2 separate regions of the Homo sapiens genome follow, and region 1 is linked to region 2. Evidence: read pairs that join two places in POLR2A ChIA-PET (ENCODE). Cell type or tissue: GM12878. All regions are shown on one strand. Each heading gives the region's core, and the rest is flanking DNA. Links, peaks and the distances in the headings are about the cores only. Region 1 has its middle 32 kb from the start of RBM33-DT. Region 2 overlaps RBM33 (RNA binding motif protein 33).

What was found. ChIA-PET counts read pairs that join two places held together with the same protein. Peaks named below come from ENCODE experiments on the same cell type or tissue, not always from the same donor. Only the 100,000 strongest peaks of a DNase experiment are listed, where the experiment ranks them.
Region 1: POLR2A ChIA-PET joins it to region 2 with 11 read pairs; 3 of 35 experiments call an interaction of 5 or more read pairs at or near these places.

The regions. Positions count from the first base shown.
Region 1 is chr7:155,607,412-155,617,031 of GRCh38, forward strand. No RefSeq gene overlaps it. Among named protein-coding and RNA genes, the nearest start is that of RBM33-DT, 32 kb to the right of the region's middle. In GM12878, for the core only: no CTCF peak of the experiment used is centred there; no DNase peak of the experiment used is centred there.
Region 2 is chr7:155,671,730-155,681,349 of GRCh38, forward strand. RBM33 (RNA binding motif protein 33) reads left to right here. Exons shown (of 18, transcript NM_053043.3): 3 at 1,138-1,186; 4 at 6,879-6,955; 5 at 8,861-9,179. Among named protein-coding and RNA genes, the nearest start is that of RBM33, 32 kb to the left of the region's middle. RefSeq lists an enhancer at 5,527-5,576. In GM12878, for the core only: no CTCF peak of the experiment used is centred there; a DNase peak (open chromatin) is centred at 5,421; H3K4me3 peaks cover 505 bases; H3K27ac peaks cover 1,960 bases.

The sequences.
Region 1 (9,620 bases), core at 888-8,887, 64 kb before region 2:
GCCAGATATGGTGGCATGCACCTGTAGTCCCAGCTACTCGGGAGGCTGAGGCAGGAGAGTCACTTGAACCCAGGAGGCGGAGGTTGCAATGAGCCGAGATCACGCCACTGTACTCCAGCTGGGCAACAGAGCAAGACTCCGTCTCAAAAAAAAAAAAAAAAAAGAAATGACATAGCCACACTGAAGGGGAGTGAGCAAGAGAAGAACCAGCCTAGGTACGTTTGGGAAATAGCATTTTTACCAGATTCTCTAAAACTCGAAGGGTTTTCCAATGGCCAAATCTGTGACATTTTGAACATCATAAGTAATGATTATAATGAATTATAATTCATAGAATAAAATGGAAAATCAGGATTCCATCTGGCATAAAGAAAGAATTGAATGCTTAAATAAATGGGAAATAGCGAAAGCTCTTCCTTGCAGTAGCATCACAAGTAATACATGCAGAATTATGAAGTTGTACAGTCATCATTTGGCACCCATCATCATAATAATTCAGCAAGAACCATCAATGGATGCTAAGCTTGTGGGGGAAGTTTGATTAGGAACAGCATATTCACACAGCCTCGAAGTATCTCTCCATACGTAGATACATATTACACAGGGAAAAGGGAATTCCCAGTGGAAAGACCTGGCAGACACCCTATTGACCGAGTGAGAAGAGTTACCATCAGCAGGAACAGGACAAACCGACTGAGGCACAGAGAAGCATCCCTCCTGGGGTTTCCTGCCCAAAATGCATAGCGAAGCCCTCAGACAAACTGAGCAACACTCTGCAAAATAACTGGCTAGCGCTCTTCGAAAGTGACAAGGTCGTCACGAAGTGACAAGGTCATAATAAAATGAAGACTGAGGATCTGTTCCAGATTAAGTAAAAATTAAGAAACATGACAACTGGCCAGGCGTGGGGACTCACGCCTGTAATCCCAGCACTTTGGGAGGCCAAGGCGGGCGGATCATGAGGTCAGGAGATTGAGACTATCCTGGCTAACACAGTGAAACCCTGTCTCTACTGAAAATACAAAAAAATTAGTTGGGCGTGTTGGCAGGCACCACCAGTCCCAGCTACTTGGGAGGCTGAGGCAGCAGAATGGCATGAACCTGGGAGAGCTTGCAGTGAGCTGAGATTGCGCCACTGCACTCCAGCCTGGGCCTCCGTCTCAAAAAAAAAAAAAAAAAAAAAAAAAAAAAAAGGAGAAAGAAAAAGAAAGAAACATGACAACTAAATGCAACATGTGATCCTGAATTCGATCCTGGACCAGAAAAATGCAGATTCGTGGCCCTGACCCAAGACCTCCTGAATCAGAACATCTCATGTTAAGGCCCAGGAATCTGAATTCTAATTGGCACCATGTGACTCTTCAGTGCACTAAAGTTGAGAACGATATGGCTGTGATCTTATCACATGACAGGCATGACTCAAACGATCCAGCAAACATATCCAGGACATTTACAAATGGCGAAAGGTGTTGTGAGGGAAAGGTGGAGGGAATGATGACCTCAGACCACACAAAACACAGATGGGATCAGATGGGAACAGGGGAAGGCTTGGGGAAAGTCTCCCTGAGGAAGTGGCCTTTGAAATGAGACCTGGGAAACAGATGGGTCGAGGAGACACAGAGATGGGGAAGAGCGGCCAAGACGGAGAGAATCGCTGATGGAGAAATCCTAAAAAGGAAGGGGACGTGGAGATTTGGAGGAATTGATGTTAACCGAGGATACCAAAATTGCAACCCAGCCTTACTCAGCTCATGAAGGTGACAAGTGTGGCTCTCGAGGAGTTTCACAAGCACCTGGTGGGCTTCCCGGCCCTTGAACTCAAGGCCTTGTCTTCACACTGAGAAACTGCAGAAAATTCCACGATGAGATTCAAACACGATTAGTTTAGCGTTTTCTCTTCCTGCCTGGCATAGCCTCAACATTCAGCATATGTCTTCAGCGGGGAGCAGGCCGAGTGTTTGAGACCCATCAAGTCGCCCTAATCCCATGTGGCTGCTGACACCATGCTGTCCCCCATCCCCAGCAGCAGCCCTGTCCAGCCTGAACTCACATTTGCTCCCCAGAGCCCTGCCCTGCACCCTCGGCCCCTTGGGTTCACATCACTCCCGTGGCCCTCGGAAGCTTTGAGAGAGATTACAGTGGAATCGTATGCACTCACTCAAGCTATGTTATAAGGAGTGGTTTATAAAGTCATATAAAAGATATTATCACGTTAAATGAAAAAATATACAAACTTACTTATAAAATATTATTATAGTTTATTTTTAAATTAATAGCACTATAAATTCTCCCGTAAGGACACCCTCCCTTAACCAGTCAAACATCAAAAGAGACTAGCCAGGGCTTGCTACTCCATCCACTCCGCAATGCTCTGCAACCTGGCCAGCTCTGCTTCAGCCCCTGTAGGTCATGAGTGGAGGATGTAGAAGTCTTTGGGGACTGGATCCAGAGTCCCGAGAAGTCTGGAGACCAGCCCCAACAATGGACTAAAGACCTTCAGGGGGTCAAATCTGGCGGCCAAATGCAGAGCGTCCAGTCCACACCCGTGTGGCCCACCCAGGAGCTCGGCCTAAATGAGGCATCTCTGTCTGTTCAGGCTGTGATAGCCCAACACCAAAGACTGATGGCTCAGACAACAGACATTTCCCTCTCACAGTTCTGGAGGCTGGAGGCTGCGATCAGGTGCTGCCATGGCCGGGTTCTGGGGAGGGTTCACTTCCTGGTTTACAGAAGGCTGGCTTTTCTTTGTATCCTCACATAGCAGAGAGAGGTCATCTTTCTGGGGTCTCTTTTAGAAAGGCACCAGTCCCATTCACGATGGCTCCACCCTCATGACCTAATCACCTGCCACCGACCTTGCTTCCAAATACCGTGCCATCGGGGGTTGTGGTTTCCGGGTATGAATTTGGGAGGAGGATGCAAACACGCAGTCCATAACAGGAGGCATCCAGATATGGTGCAGGGTTGGTCTTCCACCAAGGCAAAGCAGCATGCATGGGCACCCATGCTGGGAGCCACCCAGGCTATTTTCGTTTGGCTGCTGAGGGCGTGGGTAATGACACGCCTCAAACTCATCTGCAGCACTTCATGAGAACGATTTGTGTAGAAGTTGCCAATCACCCCCTAGTTGCCAAGTCTGGTCACCTTTTCAGTCTGTACCTCACTTCTCTATGGCCTTCCACACTGCAGACCACTTTCCCCTGGAAACCCACGCTGACTTGGCTTCTGTGACCCCCCTCCTGCCTGTTTCCTGCTGCTCTGCTCTCCTCCTGTCCACTTCCCCTAGACTTTCGCATTCCCTGGGTCTCCACGTGCAGCCTCTGCTCTTCTCACACTTGCTCCCCCGAGGCTATCACCTTCAAAGCCATAGCGTCCCGCAACACTCACACCTGATGCGGGAAAATCTACGTCTCCCACTCAGATGTTTTGCTAAACGCCACACTGGCCATGGACACCTGCGGACCAGAATGTGACACAGCATTTGGCAGTTCACAGGGTCGGGATGTTCCTCTCCTGCTCACTCCCTGCTGCTTCCCCTTTTGTGTTCCCTCCCTGGGTCCTGGAAGCCATCCCAGCCTCTTTCCTCCCACTCTCCTGCTACATCCTACCCAGTTGGTTCCTAAGTGGTGTGGATTCTGCCTCTCAGATCTTCCTCCCCCGTTACCACTGCCAAGTGTCTTTGTTTACTTTGCTCCTAAATAACCACATAGCTTTAGTATCACTTAGGGGTTTTTGTTGGTTTTTGTAGCAGACAAGGTGTTGAAGGGAAGGCACACAGGTGAGGAGCTCACAGAAGGACAGGGACGCCAGGTAGGATGGAGAACCACACTTGGGAAGCACAGGGCGGGGCAGCTCCAGGTGGGAGAAGCACAGGACCCCAATTGTTCTTCATCCTTGAGCCAGTCTGCTCAAGATTCCAAGCCCTGGCACGAGAGGAGGTGTCACATGCTCACCTCTCAGCTGCAGGAGGCAGCCGATGGGAGACCCCTGATGGGAAGCCTCCGACCTGGGGGAGAAGGGATTGTCCAAAAAGGAAACTGAAGCACTGTTACCAAAGAAGAGGCGCCCCACATCAACCACCACTCACTACAGCCTCTTCTTGGCTTCCCCAGCCCTAGTCTTCCCCTTGCTCCACCCACCTGCTTGCCCCATGGACTTCCTTGATCTTTCATAAAAGTCGATTTTGTTGTTTCTTTGCTTAGAATCCTTTCGCAGCTCCCCACGGCTTCCCATGTAGCCAAGAATATGCACGATGTTACTTGTCCATCCTTCCCATCCACACTTTTTTTTTTTTGCCACAGAGTCTCTGTTGCCCAGGCTGGAGTGCAATGGCTCCATCTCAGCTCACTACTACCTCCGCCTCCCGGGTTCAGGCAATTCTCCTGCCTCAACCTCCCGAGTAGCTGGGATTACAGGCGCCCACCACCACACTCGGCTAATTTTTTGTATTTTTAGTAAAGGTGGAGTTTCACCATGTTGGCCAGGCTGGTCTTGAACTCCTGACCTCAGGTGATCCACCCACCTCAGCCTCCCAATATGTGCTGGGTTTACAGGCTTGAGTCACTGCGCCCAGCCCCCATCCACACCTTTGTTCCACTTCCCAAGCTCCTTGCCATTTATTTTGAGTTCCTTCCTGCCTCGATGACCAACCTGGCAGCCTTTAGGGGTGAAGCAGTCAATTGGTTTCCTGAGGCTCAATTTCCGCAGGGCACTTTTTAAAAAACCCTCTGGAAATGTAAAGTGATGGCCAAAATTCTATTACTAGAATTCCACTCAAGAGGAGTACTACTTTTGAAAAGTACTTTATGCCACTCCCTCCCCACCTAAAGGACAAACAGGAAGGCCTTGAGACTGCCTTCTGAAGATGGTGGGCTTGGCTCCTGCAAGCTCCCGAGGTCCTGCCATGAGGCCTGAGCATTTGAGGGCACTTGACATAGTGAAGGGGAGCTGAGGGTCTCCTTCTTCACATCTCTATCACGCATAACTTGGTTTCTTCTTTAGATAAATTATTTTTAGCCTGGGCAACATAGCGAGATCTCATCTCTCATGAAAATAAAAATAAAAAATTAGCCAGGTGTAGTGATACGTGCCTATAGTCCCAGCTCCTCTGGAGGCTGGGGCAGGAGGATCACTTGAGCCCAGGAGTTAAGGCTGCAGTGAGCTATGATCACACCACTGCACTCCAACCTGGGTCAGAGATAAGAATAAAGTCACAGCACTTGTAGCACTGTGGCAAATGCCTTCTCTCCACCCATTTTCCTTACTAGTTTCTTCCCAAACTCAGCTGTCCCCTTTGGGCAGCTCCCGACAGCCACTGTGCAGCCCCTCACACCTCTGACCCACTTCTTCAGTTGTCTCCTGTTCGTCTACTTCCCCTGGGATCCTGAAGATTCTGGATGGCAGGAACGAGCTCTTATTTGACTATTTTCACCCCTGGCCATGTGCTCAGCACATCAGCACGTGCTCGATGGATGTGCAGGTGCACATTTGCTTTCTGTTGTTGGAAAATCTCGAACCTCATTTCTAAAATATCAGTTTTCCCGAGAAAAACCTTAATGACTTGTTTTGGGTTACTTTTTTTTTTTTTTTTTTTGAGACAGCGTCTCGCTCTGTCACCCAGGTTGGATTGCAGTGTTGCCATCTCGGCTCACTGCAAGCTCTGCCTCCCGGGTTCACGCCGTTCTCCTAACTCAGCCTCCCGAGTAGCTGGGACTACAGGCGCCCACCACCACACCCGGCTAATTTTTTGTATTTTTAGTAGAGACGGGGTTTCACCGTGTTAGCCAGGATGGTCTCGATCTCTGACCTCGTGATCTGCCCACCTCGGCCTCTCAAAGTGCTAGGATTACAGGTGTGAGCCACTGCGCCTGGTAGTTTTGGGTTACTTTTGATTCCAAAGGAGATTTCAGAGAACTTTGTGTAAAAAATAAGGTAGGATGGATCTTCCTACAAAGCTCAACTCAACCTAAAAAAAAAGTTCTTGGGTAGTTTTAATTCATTGAAACATCTCAAATTAGCTCTAAAAATCAATGTCCAGCTGATAAATGAAAAGTGTGATGGGTGGCCTCCATCCCATCTCCATATTTAACTCAAAAACAACTTTGAATAAAACATTGCTCTTGGCAGGGTGTGGTGGCTCACACTTGTAATCCCAGCACTTTGGGAGGCCAAGGTGGACAGATTGCTTGAGACCAGGAATCCAAGGCCAGCCCAGGCTAGATGGTGAAAATCTGTCTCTACAAAAAATTAGTTGGGTGTGGCGATGTGCGCCTGTAATCCCAGCTACGTGGGAGGCTGAGATGGGAGGATCGCTTAAGCCAGGAGGAGGAGGTTGCAGTGAGCTGAGATCACACCACTTCACTCCAGCCTGGGCGATGGAGCAAGAGCTTGTCTCAAAAAATAAAAAAAAATAAAAAAAAAAAGACAGAAAAGAAAAAAAATGCTTTTTGATTTTTCAAATGTTAAAGATTCCAGACTAATAGAGCTGATGTTTTCTAATATTTATAGTGATAAATGTTTACAAATAAAACTAATCCATGGAAAACAAGGTACTGTGACAGAAAGGAATTCACAGACTCCAGAGATGCTACCATCACAGGGATAGAGAAGGAAAGCCTGCTTTCTTTTATGATGATGCAGTCCTACAGACATCCAACAAGTCTTAGAGGTTAATATAACAAACCTAGTCTAAAACACGTTGAATTCACTATGAACCACCATCCAGCGCCTCCCCATGATGTCACCACTGTGCAGAATGTCTGTCATGCTTGTACACACCTTTATACTTTGGCTTTATGTGAAAGGTTACTTTATATATTTCTAACCTGTTGTTTGATACTTTGTTTCTGAGCTCTTTCCATGTTGGTGTGCAAAGCTCTCGCTCATTATTTTGTGATTTTATCACAATCTGTTTAACCAGGCTTTTAAAAAAATCAGGATTTAGATATTGTCTTTTATGTTTTTATTTGTTTGGGTTCTTTGCTTGTATTTTCTCCTATCAACAACACCGCAAGGGCCTCTGTTTCACATCTTCTCCTGTGTATGCAAGAAAGTCTTTAGGGGCTGTAACTCGTAGTGAAATTGCTGGGTAGAAGAGAATGTTCCAGTTCAACTGCATTAGGTATTGCCAAGTTACTCTTCAAAATGATTGCTCTAGTGCAGCAGTCCCCAAACTTTTTAGCACCAGGGATCAGTTTTGTGGAAGACAATTCTTCCATGTATGGGGCATTGGAGGGATGGTTTTGAGATGAAACTGTTCCACCTCAGATCACGAGGCATTAGATTATCATAAGGAGCACACAACCTAGATCCCTTGCATGTACAGTTTGCAATAGGGTTCTCACTCCTATGACAATCTAATGCTGCCGCGATCTGACAGGAGGCGGAGCTCGGGTGGTTATGCTGCCTTGCCCGCCGCTCACCTCCTGCTGTGTGGACTGGTTCCTCACCAGAGGTTGGGAGCCTGTGGTCTAGGGTATGCTTCTACCAGCATACATGCTCTCACTGGCACTCATTATTGTCCAGCTTTTACGTTTCTACCAACCTGATGGGTGTGAAGTGGTATTTCTGTGTTTTAATGTGTGTACTCTGATGGATGTGAAGTGGTATTTCTGTGTTTTAATTTGTGTTCCCTGATGGGTGTGAAGTGGTATTTCTGTGTTTTAACGTGTGTACCCTGATGGGTGTGAAGTGGTATTTCTGTGTTTTAATTTGTGTACCCTGATGGGTGTGAAGTGGTATTTCTGTGTTTTAATTTGTGTACCCTGATGGGTGTGAAGTGGTATTTCTGTGTTTTAAGGTGTGTACCCTGATGGGTGTGAGGTGGTATTTCTGCCTTTTAACGTGTGTACCCTGATGGGTGTGAGGTGGTATTTCTGTGTTTTAAGGCGTGTACCCTCATGGGTGTGAGGTGGTATTTCTGTGTTTTAATGTGTGTACCCTGATGGGTGTGAGGTGGTATTTCTGCATTTTAACGTGTGTACCCTGATGGGTGTCAGGTGGTATTTCTGTGTTTTAAGGCGTGTGCCCCGATGGGTGTGAAGTGGTATTTCTGTGTTTTAAGGCGTGTACCCTGATGGGTGTGAAGTGGTATTTCTGCATTTTAACGTGTGTACCCTGATGGGTGTGAGGTGGTATTTCTGCATTTTAACGTGTGTACCCTGATGGGTGTGAAGTGGTATTTCTGTGTTTTAAGGTGTGTACCCTGATGGGTGTGAGGTGGTATTTCTGTGTTTTAAGGCATGTACCCTGATGGGTGTGAAGTGGTATTTCTGTGTTTTAAGGCGTGTACCCTGATGGGTGTGAGGTGGTATTTCTGCATTTTAACGTGTGTACCCTGATGGGTGTGAAGTGGTATTTCTGTGTTTTAAGGTGTGTACCCTGATGGGTGTGAGGTGGTATTTCTGTGTTTTAAGGTGTGTACCCTGATGGGTGTGAAGTGGTATTTCTGTGTTTTAAGGCGTGTACCCTGATGGGTGTGAGGTGGTATTTCTGTGTTTTAATTTGTGTACCCTGATGGGTGTGAAGTGGTATTTCTGTGTTTTAAGGCATGTACCCTGATGGGTGTGAAGTGGTATTTCTGTGTTTTAAGGCGTGTACCCTGATGGGTGTGAGGTGGTATTTCTGTGTTGTAATGTGTGTACCCTGATGGGTGTGAGGTGGTATTTCTGTGTTTTAATTTGTGTACCCTGATGGGTGTGAAGTGGTATTTCTGTGTTTTAAGGCGTGTACCCTGATGGGTGTGAAGTGGTATTTCTGTGTTTTAAGGCGTGTACCCTGATGGGTGTGAGGTGGTATTTCTGTGTTGTAACATGTGTACCCTGATGGGTGTGAGGTGGTATTTCTGTGTTTTAACGTGTGTACCCTGATGGGTGTGAGGTGGTATTTCTGCATTTTAACGTGTGTACCCTGATGGGTGTGAAGTGGTATTTCTGTGTTTTAAGGCGTGTACCCTGATGGGTGTGAAGTGGTATTTCTGTGTTTTAAGGCGTGTACCCTGATGGGTGTGAGGCGGTATTTCTGTGTTGTAATGTGTGTACCCTGATGGGTGTGAGGTGGTATTTCTGTGTTGTGACATGTGTACCCTGATGGGTGTGAGGTGGTATTTCTGTGTTTTAACGTGTGTACCCTGATGGGTGTGAGGTGGTATTTCTGCATTTTAACGTGTGTACCCTGATGGGTGTCAGGTGGTATTTCTGCATTTTAACATGTGTACCCTGATGGGTGTGAGGTGGTATTTCTGTGTTTTAAGGCGTGTACCCTGATGGGTGTGAAGTGGTATTTCTGTGTTTTAAGGCGTGTACCCTGATGGGTGTGAAGTGGTATTTCTGTGTTTTAAGGCATGTACCCTGATGGGTGTGAGGTGGTATTTCTGTGTTGTAACGTGTGTACCCTGATGGGTGTGAGGTGGTATTTCTGTGTTGTAACATGTGTACCCTGATGGGTGTGAAGTGGTATTTCTGTGTTTTAATGTGTGTACCCCGATGGGTGTGAAGTGGTATTTCTGTGTTTTAAGGCGTGTACCCTGATGGGTGTGAGGTGGTATTTCTGCATTTTAACGTGTGTACCCTGATGGGTGTGAGGTGGTATTTCTGCATTTTAACGTGTGTACCCTGATGGGT
Region 2 (9,620 bases), core at 1,036-9,035:
ATTGGCACCTAGAGTTACAGTCCATCTAATTGTATTTCCTCTTTGTATATTTCTGTATGTTGACTTTTAATGATATTTGCTTCCAAGAGATTGATTTCCCCAGAATTAAAAACATGATCTAGTGGTAGCCATTTTTATCAACTAAAAAAATCTTGTTTCTAATAAATGCAGTGGAAAATGTCTTCAGCTTTTTTATTTGCTAAGGGTTTCTGTTTTAGTTGTAAAAATAGGGAGAAAGCCGGCTTCTAATCATTTAAAACAGAAATATGCTAGAAAAAATTGCAAATCACTGATACGACATCCATGTTATACAAAGCTAATTTCCCTTAGTTACTGTGATTTGATTTTATGTTCTCGTTCGTTTTTAAAATTTATTTTTTTTTTCAGTTTCTTTTGGTTTGATGAATGTCAAACGGTCTCTAGTGGTTTTGGTTTTTATCTTCCTAATCAATTATATTGTGCATCTTTTCCTTCTTCATTAAGGTTTTTAAAGATAGGAGAAAGCTTAGATATGACTTACTATATTACAGTTTCTGCTTTTACTGATTATTCAACAGACCCAAAGAGATTAAGATCCCATATTAAGGTACAAAACTAAGATTAGAAGTATAGTGAGGCACTACCTATAGCAAAGCCTCCCCATACTTAAAAAGATAAAATGTTCTCTGTGCATTTGAAAATACATTTTTATTATTAATAAAGAAAGAGGAAAGCATAGCAAACTTAATGTAAAAGTATCCAAGCTGGCCGGGCATGGTGGCTCATGCCTGTAATCCCAACACTTTGGGAGGCCAAGGCAGGCGGATCATGAGGTCAGGAGTTCGAGACCAGCCTGGCCAACATGGTGAAATCCCGTCTCTACTAAAGATACACAAAATTAGCCGGGCATAATGTAATCCCAGCTACTTGGGAGGCTGAGGCAGGAGAATTGCTTGAGCCTGGGAGGCAGAGGTTGCAGTCAGCTGAGATTGCACCATTGTACTCCATCCTGGGCAACACGGTGAGGCTTTGTCTCAAAAAAAAAAAAAAAAAAAAAGGTACCTGAGCTGTAGAGTTCTTGGTAAATTTCCAAGTGATCTACAAACTTGCAAGTCTTATGGGAATAATCATTGACATGTCTCTTTTTTTTCTCCCAAGTGAACTTGAAGATGATTTACTTGGAGAAGATTTGCTATCTGGCAAAAAGGTAAGAAGTTTATGTCCTTCTGAGATGAAATACTAGTCATTTAATTATACTTAACATACAGCAGTAATCACTTATACATGGGTTTCATTACTGGAAAGTTGGGTATAGATTAAAATTTTGTAAACTGAATTATTTTTTAAGTGCGCAGGGAATTGACTGTTTATTAGTAAATTCTCTGGTAATTATAACTCAAGAAATAAATCCTTGAAGATTAGTTCCTACTTTGTCCAAGGCACTCTGGCAGTTACTGGATTGTGACAGCGTTAACATAGAGTTATTCCTTGCCATAACAGAAAGTCACATTTGGAGGTGAATATTTTGCATACTTGTTCTGGATTTCACTTTTTGGAGGCATTCAGAGATAAGCTTAAAGGTAAACATACTCAAATATAATAAACATTAAAATAAATAAAAGTCTAAAACCTAATGTAGGTTTTTCTAAATCTTTTTGATGAAATAAAAAATTTGTATATCTATTTATATATATTGTGTGTGTGTGTGTGTGTGTGTGTGTGTGTGTGTGTGTATGTGTATATATACCCACATATATATATACATACACGTGTGTATATATATACACACATATATACATACACACGTGTATATATATACACACATATATACATACACACGTGTATATATATACACACATATACATACACACGTGTATATATATATACACACATATACATACACACGTGTATATATATACACACATATACATACACACGTGTATATATACACACATATACATACACACGTGTATATATATACACACATATATACATACACACGTGTATATATATACACACACATATATACATACACACGTGTATATACGCGCGCATGCGCGCACACACACACACACACACACACACACACACACCCCTACCAGTATATTTCGGACATTATAAAACACATAAAAGTAGAATGTATAGCGAGAAAGTGAAATACTACATTTTTTAAATTTTATTAACAGTTTAAAAACACTTTCTGTTCTCATTATCAAGATAGTTTAGGCTTAGTTTTTTTTTTTTTTTTTTTTTTTTTTTTTTTTGAGACACAGTCTTACTCTTGCCCAGGCTGGAGTACAGTGGCACCATCTTGGCTCACTGCAAGCTTCTAGAAGTGATTACTGCATCATTAGCCTGCAGGTCGCCTGGCTTTGGCCTAACCCTGCTTTCCCTCCTTTAGATGGCTCTGTCATCACTTCTAACACTTAAGAGTTAGTGTGGTTAGTTAGTTGTAAATCCACCTGATTTAATAGGAGTAAACTGAAATACATCCGTATAAGTTGAACATGAAAGCCCAGTGAGAGAGCCTCGTAGTTGGTCCATCTTGTAGTGTGACGTCTGGAGTGTGAGTGGGATGTTCAGTCCTTCTTTGTCATGGTCACTGGGGGAAAAGGCTCCTGTTTTTATACTCTATTGGGGAATTATTTTGCATACTCTTCTAGGTGCTCTCACTTGTATTTTTGTACCTAAAGTGGCTACTTTTTTCTTCGTATTTAAGATGCTTTAATGGAGAATAAGTTAGATATTAAAAGGTTTAAATGTAGTAAAATACTTTGCCATGAGGTTGGATTTCTATCTCTAGGCAAGCCTCATGTCATGGTTTGCCCTGTGTTTCTTTCCAGAAAGCTGTGATAATTCCCTTTTGATTTACATGTGACCTCCTCTCATAAAAGCTTTGGGGTCAGGACTGTTATCAATAAAGATGGAGAAATACTATTTGGTTTGGACAGTAATGCTGACTGTTCTGGGGGAAGTCATCTTACTTTTCTCAGTTGAGCTGATTGTTGTAAGTTGCTCATGTGGGCTGGAACCGGAGCATGCCCAGTGACAGTGCATTCCGACGCCTCAGTGGAGGGGCTGTATCTGCTTTGGACATTTTGGAAGTGTGTTTACTTTGGAACAGGAGATGTGTCTCTCATTTCCTCTTCTCTGTTCTTTCCTAACATAAAATAAATGCATTGTACCTTATAGGAATCAAGGCATTGAAAATATATAAAAAAAGAAAGCCTTAAAAAGATGTAAACAGTCGTGACTAACATTTTGCCATCTGTCTTTTATTCTTTTCCCATGTGTTTTTAAATATGACCAAAATATAGGCTGGGCATGGTGGCTCACGCCTATAATCCCAGCACTTTGGGAAGCTGAGGCAGGTGGACCACTTGAGGTCAGGAGTTGGAGACCAGCCTGGCCAACATGGTGAAACCCCGTCTCTGCTAAAAATACAAAAATTAGCCGGGCATGGTGACATGAACCTGAAATCCCAGTTACTCGGGAGGTTTACTTGAACCTGGGAGGCGGAGGTTGCAGTGAACCGAGATCACGCCACTGTACTCTAGCCTGGGAGACGGAGTGAGACTCCGTCTCAAAAAAAAAAAAAAAAAAAAAAGAATTATAGATATAAAACGTTACTTTTTTTTTAATTTAACATTGTATCATTGGCATTTCTCCCTTGTCATTAGGGTTATTTTAAAATATTTTATAATGGCAACATAACATTGAATGTTTGTATATGCTACAGTGTCCCTAGTCACTCCTGTGTACATTGAGGTTGTTTCCAGCTCATTGCTTATGACTTTTTTTTAAACCCTTTTTGTGGAAGATCTCAAGCATACACAAAAGAGGAGAGGGCAGTATCGTTTACTCTCAGGTGTCCGTCGTCCAGCCTCAGCAATTTTAGTTAAAGGCTGTTTTGCTTCCTGTTTACGCACTCACTCCCTACCTCCTGAATCATTTTGATGTAAATCTCAAGCATTATGATGATATTTTAATGGACAAATCTTACTATGCTTTTGGGATTTTTTTCTTAGGAAGTTTCTGTAAAGAGGAATTCTGGCCTGAGGGTGGAAACATTTAATGGTTCTTGTCTTGTATTGCCAATTTACCTTCCAGAAATGTTTGATCCACTTATGTTCCTAGCAGCAGGGAATAAGCATTGCCCTCAATTTTCCATTCCCTGTTCGATACTACTTTTTAAAAAGAATCTTTGTCAGTGTGATAGATGAAAAATGATTTCTGCTTGGTTTAATTTCTATTTATTTGATTTCTAGTGAGAATGGAATTTTTTTTCACGTGTTTATTAGCGAGTTAATTACTACAGGGTCTATGAATGGAGTTCACATGATGAGTACACTGGCTACCTGAACAATTTTTTTCTCCCACTGGGGTCCCCACGAAATGCACAATGATGAGCCTTTGCTTGGAGAGACTCCTAAGGCGCAGATAGCCCGAGGGAGGCGCATAGTACTGAGAAAGGCACACGGGTCAGACTGTCAGGGACAAGTTCATTCGTGTCAAGAAGGTTGTTAGTGCTCAGTTTTAAATAATTAAGGTTTCAAACTGAGGTTAAAGCAGGCTGACGTGACCAGGCTAGAGCTTTTAGGAAGTGGGTAAGAGTGAGGTGGAAGTTGGCTGCCAGCTTGCAGTTCCTTCTTCAGCTTTTGTATTTAACTTCATCAACTCGTGTTGGACAGACATTCTCCTGTTACATTGAGGTGGCTCTGTTTCATAGATGCCTGTGTTGGAGAATGTTTTGGGAACCATTTTCTTCCCATTTTTAAACTCTGGCTATTCCATGAAGGTTTTATGTTCTTGGGAGTATTGGAGAGAACCATTCTTTTTCTTTCATACTTGTTTCTCTCCCCATGGGAGAAATGACCTGTTTGGAAAGATTGAGAGAAAGGATTTCACTAGCATCTGTGGCCACTTTATCTTCATCTCTTGGGATCTGTGGCCCTGATTTCCTGCAGACCATCCTGAGCAGAACCCCCTGGAGCCCGAGAAAACTGTTCGCTCCAGTTCTTTAGGATGTGTTGAAATCAGCTTTGGCCTCAAGGATGTAGCCTAGCTCTCCATTCCAGCTTTCTCAGTGAAGTGGATATTGTGCTTATCACCTCCTGTGTCTGTTAGTAGGTTTAAAAGCCAGAGAGGAAAGTTGAATAATCCTCAAAGGAGATTTGACTCCCACGAGGGCTCACCCACCACAGTACACATTCCCTTTCTATTTGCTTGATGCCTTCTTGGCTCATTGATTTTTGAGAAATACTAAGAGTTTAACTAAAAAGCTCAGAGAAACAGCCTCTCGAATGAAATTTGTCTCTCATTGAATTATTAATTTTTAAAGCTTTCCTGAAGTTTTATTTACTGAGTTGGACAGCCAAACTGAGGTTTGTCTGTGGTAGGCCTGGCTCATAGCTCTCACTTTCATAATGGCATTTCCTTTCAGTCTCAGAACTGGCCCTGTGTGGATGACAGATTATATGGTCACCTAACGGAAACTTCATTTTCTTTTTTTCTTTTTTTTTTTTTTTGAGATGGAGTTTCGTTCTTGTTTCCCAGGCTGGAGTGCATTGGCTCACTGCAACCTCCACTTTCCGATTTCAAGCAATTCTCCTGCCTCAGCCTCCCGAGTAGCTGGGACTACAGGCGCCCCTCACCACGCCTGGCTAATTTTTTGTACTTTTAGTAGAGTCAGGGTTTCACCATGTTGGCCAGGTTGGTCTTGAACTCCTGACCTCAAGTGATCCATCTGCCTTGGCCTCCCAAAGTGTTGGGATTACAGGCATGAGCCACTGCGCCCAGCCAGAAACTTCATTTTCTGTCAGTTAAGCAGTCCGTTTTGTTATCACACATATCTGTTCTCCCTTCTGCAAATAAACTGAGTATGTATCCTGTGTTATTTTATTTTTATCTTATTGTGGTGTCAGTGATTAGGTTGAGTCCTGTGCGACTAAGAAGTGCTAATAAGATTATTTTTGGCTATCAGAAATACTGTAATAAAGTATACAGGTAAGTTTTTATAAGGTGTAACTACCAGAAAAAGACTGCTTGTTTGTTCACCTTTAAGAAGAAAAGCAAGTTGATTTTTCTGTCTTTACTTTTTAAGAATGAATATGTGTGAATGACAGTGTGTGTGTGGCTTTGACTGGCTTTCGTGAAGGGAGTAGTAATTTACATATACCATTTATACATATAAGTAATTTTAAAAAGGGAGGAACGTGTGAAGTAGTGTGAATAAGTAGTGAGACAGTGTGAATAACACCCCCCCAACCTAATCTAAGATGCTCAAATATATATAACCTAAGAAAACCTGGAACTCTTGACAGAATAGCTAGGCTCTCTCTCCTTATAGGTAGGAGTACCATCAAGAACAGGAGTGGGGAACTGAGCTGCTAACATTTATTTTCATACGTGATCTGTACTGGAAAAACCAAAGTTTTATAGTCTCATTTCAATTTAATGATTCAGTTATTTAAATCTTATTTCTAAAATTACACTTTTTGTGTTGTTTAAAAAATCTTTAGGTTTTGGATATTAGCATGTTAAATTTAGTAGTACCTTAAGGATATCTTTCTTTTTTTGTGTATTATAAGGAAATATTATTTGTTCGTAAGCTTCCACCAATGGACTTCTTACCTTTTCTCTTTTGTGTGAGAATAAATGTGATCGTTACACTTGGTGTTTTTACATTTAACTTGCCTGGGCACCTGAAGCTGAGCCCAGGAGGGATCCACATGCCTTGTGTGGGATTTCTTGATTATCCACTGGTGACCAGAAAGCCTTCCGGGTGGCAAACGTTTTAATATAAGGCTAGGAACAATTCAGTCAGTGTAATTTTGTGCTTTTTAACAAGTCTTTTTATGGAAGTGACACACATTAATTATATTTCTTATTTTAATTAGAATCAGTCGGATTTGTCAGATGAAGAGCTAAATGATGATCTTTTGCAGAGTGATAATGAAGATGAAGAAAATTTCAGGTACTCAATATTACCTCATTATAAATGTTCTTTATTTAACTAAATTGATAGGAACTGTTATTTATAATTATAATGGAATGTAATTGAATAATGTAGCCTTATATCTTTAACACATGATTACATTCTAAATGGAATACTAGTAATAACTGTAGAAGCCATATGGATGTTCTGTAAACAGAGCAGCTGTTTAAAATAAGCAGTTCTTGGCCAGGCGTTGTAGCTCGTGCCTATAAACCCAGCACTTTGGGAGGCTGAGGCAGGTGGATCACTTGAGGTCAGGAGTTTGAGACCAGCCTGGTTAACATGGTGAAACCCTGTCTCTACTAAAAATACAAAAATTAGCCAGGCGTAGTGGCCCGCGCCTATAGTCCCAGCTACTTGGAGGGCTGAAGCAGGAGAATTGCTTGATCCACAGAGGTGGAGGTTGCAGTGAGCCGAGATTGTGCCACTGCACTCCAGCCTGGGAGACAGAGTGAAACGCCGTCTTAAAAAAAAAAAAACAAAAAACAAAAAATCAGTAGGTCTTTCATTTAATGATCCCTGTGAGTTCTGTTCAGTGCAGGTTATGAAGATTTAGTATGGATATATGCTGCTTTTCTAAAGAATTCCTCTACTCGGATGGAGGGCAGTGGCTTGGGACTCTCAACACCATTGCAGTTCGATACTGCTGCATTTGTCTTCATTTTAGCCAGTTGATTTAGATCATTTACTGAATTACCATTTTGGGCACTTTGGGAGGTGCTACTTTAGACTCTAGTTGACTGATACGATGAATGTCTTTCTGTTGACATATAGTAAGCTATATTAAAAGAGGAGAGACACACTGGTAGGTGGAATAATAGTTTTTATTTTATGAGGAAACATCGGGAAAATGTAGACAAGCTCTTGTTATAAATGTAATTAACAAATATATGCCATTTATTATTGAGCCATGGATTTGTAACAGATTTTCTAACATAAAGTAATTTTTACAGGTAAAAATAAGTTTTAAATTATTCTACCAGTCAGATAAATTTCCCAATTCCATTCTTTGACATCACTGTTATATTTTAATCTTTTGAGTTAGATTGTCTTTTAGAAATACATCATTGAAGTTTTTTAGACACAGTATCTTGAAGTCTAAGAGGTGTATTAATTTTTTGTTAGGATTGAGTGCTATGTGTGAACACAGATTTGCACGATCTTACATGGGAAATGTTATCTTGCACCTTATTGTTTGGTATTTAACTGTTGTGATTTAATAGGTGGAACATGTTTTTTTTGCAGTTTCAAAACCTTTGTTATTTTACTTAGAAATTATGAACAATTTTTAAAGATATTTGTGACTAATATAAATTTATTTATTTGAACACTGAAATGTATTTTCACACAAATTTTTAATATTTTGATTTTCTTAAACAGGAGTTTATAATTTCTATCACAGATGTAAGAAAAAAATTGTTCTTAAAATTCCGATTCTGATTTTCTCCTTATAGAATAATACTCCTGTTTTTACTTTGAACTCTTAGCAGTTTCTGTCTATTTCATTTTGTAAATTAGAATGAAATATAGGCTATTTGATTTCAGTCTTGGACTTTTGCCACTCAGATGTGTTTCATCTGTGGTTGATTTAATTCATTTGGTCAAATAACCTGCAGCTGGTGATAAGTAGAGGGGCTATATGCATTGCCAGTCTGTGGCCGGCTCCATATAGCACAGTTAGCTCTGCTGTACGCATTAAGGGTTTAGGGCACTGGCTCTGTATAGCATTTTGAGTACTGTTGGAGTTAATGTGCATTTGTCAGTAACTGGAATAACTTTTTATCAGTCATGGTTTAAATCTTTGTAACAGCTATTTATATAATGATTTAGTTTGAGCTCCTCTCTTCATTGGGTGCTTTTTTTTTTTATTTTCGTCCTCTCTAGTTCTCAGGGTGTTACAATTAGTCTGAATGCTACATCTGGCATGGTTACATCATTTGAACTCTCTGACAACACTAACGACCAATCTGGAGAACAGGAATCTGAGTATGAACAAGAACAAGGAGAGGATGAACTGGTTTATCACAAATCTGATGGATCAGAATTGTATACTCAAGAGTACCCAGAAGAAGGACAGTATGAAGGCCACGAAGCTGAGTTGACAGAAGACCAAATAGAATATGTGGAAGAGCCAGAGGAGGAGCAGCTTTACACTGATGAAGTGTTAGACATCGAGATCAATGAACCTTTAGATGAATTTACAGTGAGTCTTTTCTCCTTTGTATGGCCAAAGATAACCTGGCTTCCCATGCATAGGCTTCTAGACTGATTTGAAATCTATTTACCTCCCCTGGGAGGGAGGGGAAATTAGACCTTATTATCACTCTCTGCCAGTTTCTTTATCTGAGCTATGACAAAGTTTGTGTTGACAGCTTGTTTGACCAGAGGTAATGCTCCTTTGTCATTCTGGAAGGCTGCAAAGAATCGTGACCTTGAGGATTGTACCCTAAGGAAGAAAACAGCTTTGTGTGGTGGGGATACACTGTCAATTGTTAGGAGTACTTAATGCAGAGCTTTTATCCTGGCTTTAGACAAGATCTGATAAAGTCCTTCTAAGGCGAAAAGATTATTGACCTGCTAAAGACATCTTTAAGGTGCTAATATTCCAGAGTGATTGATGTCCTGTTCATTCATCCTTTTTGTA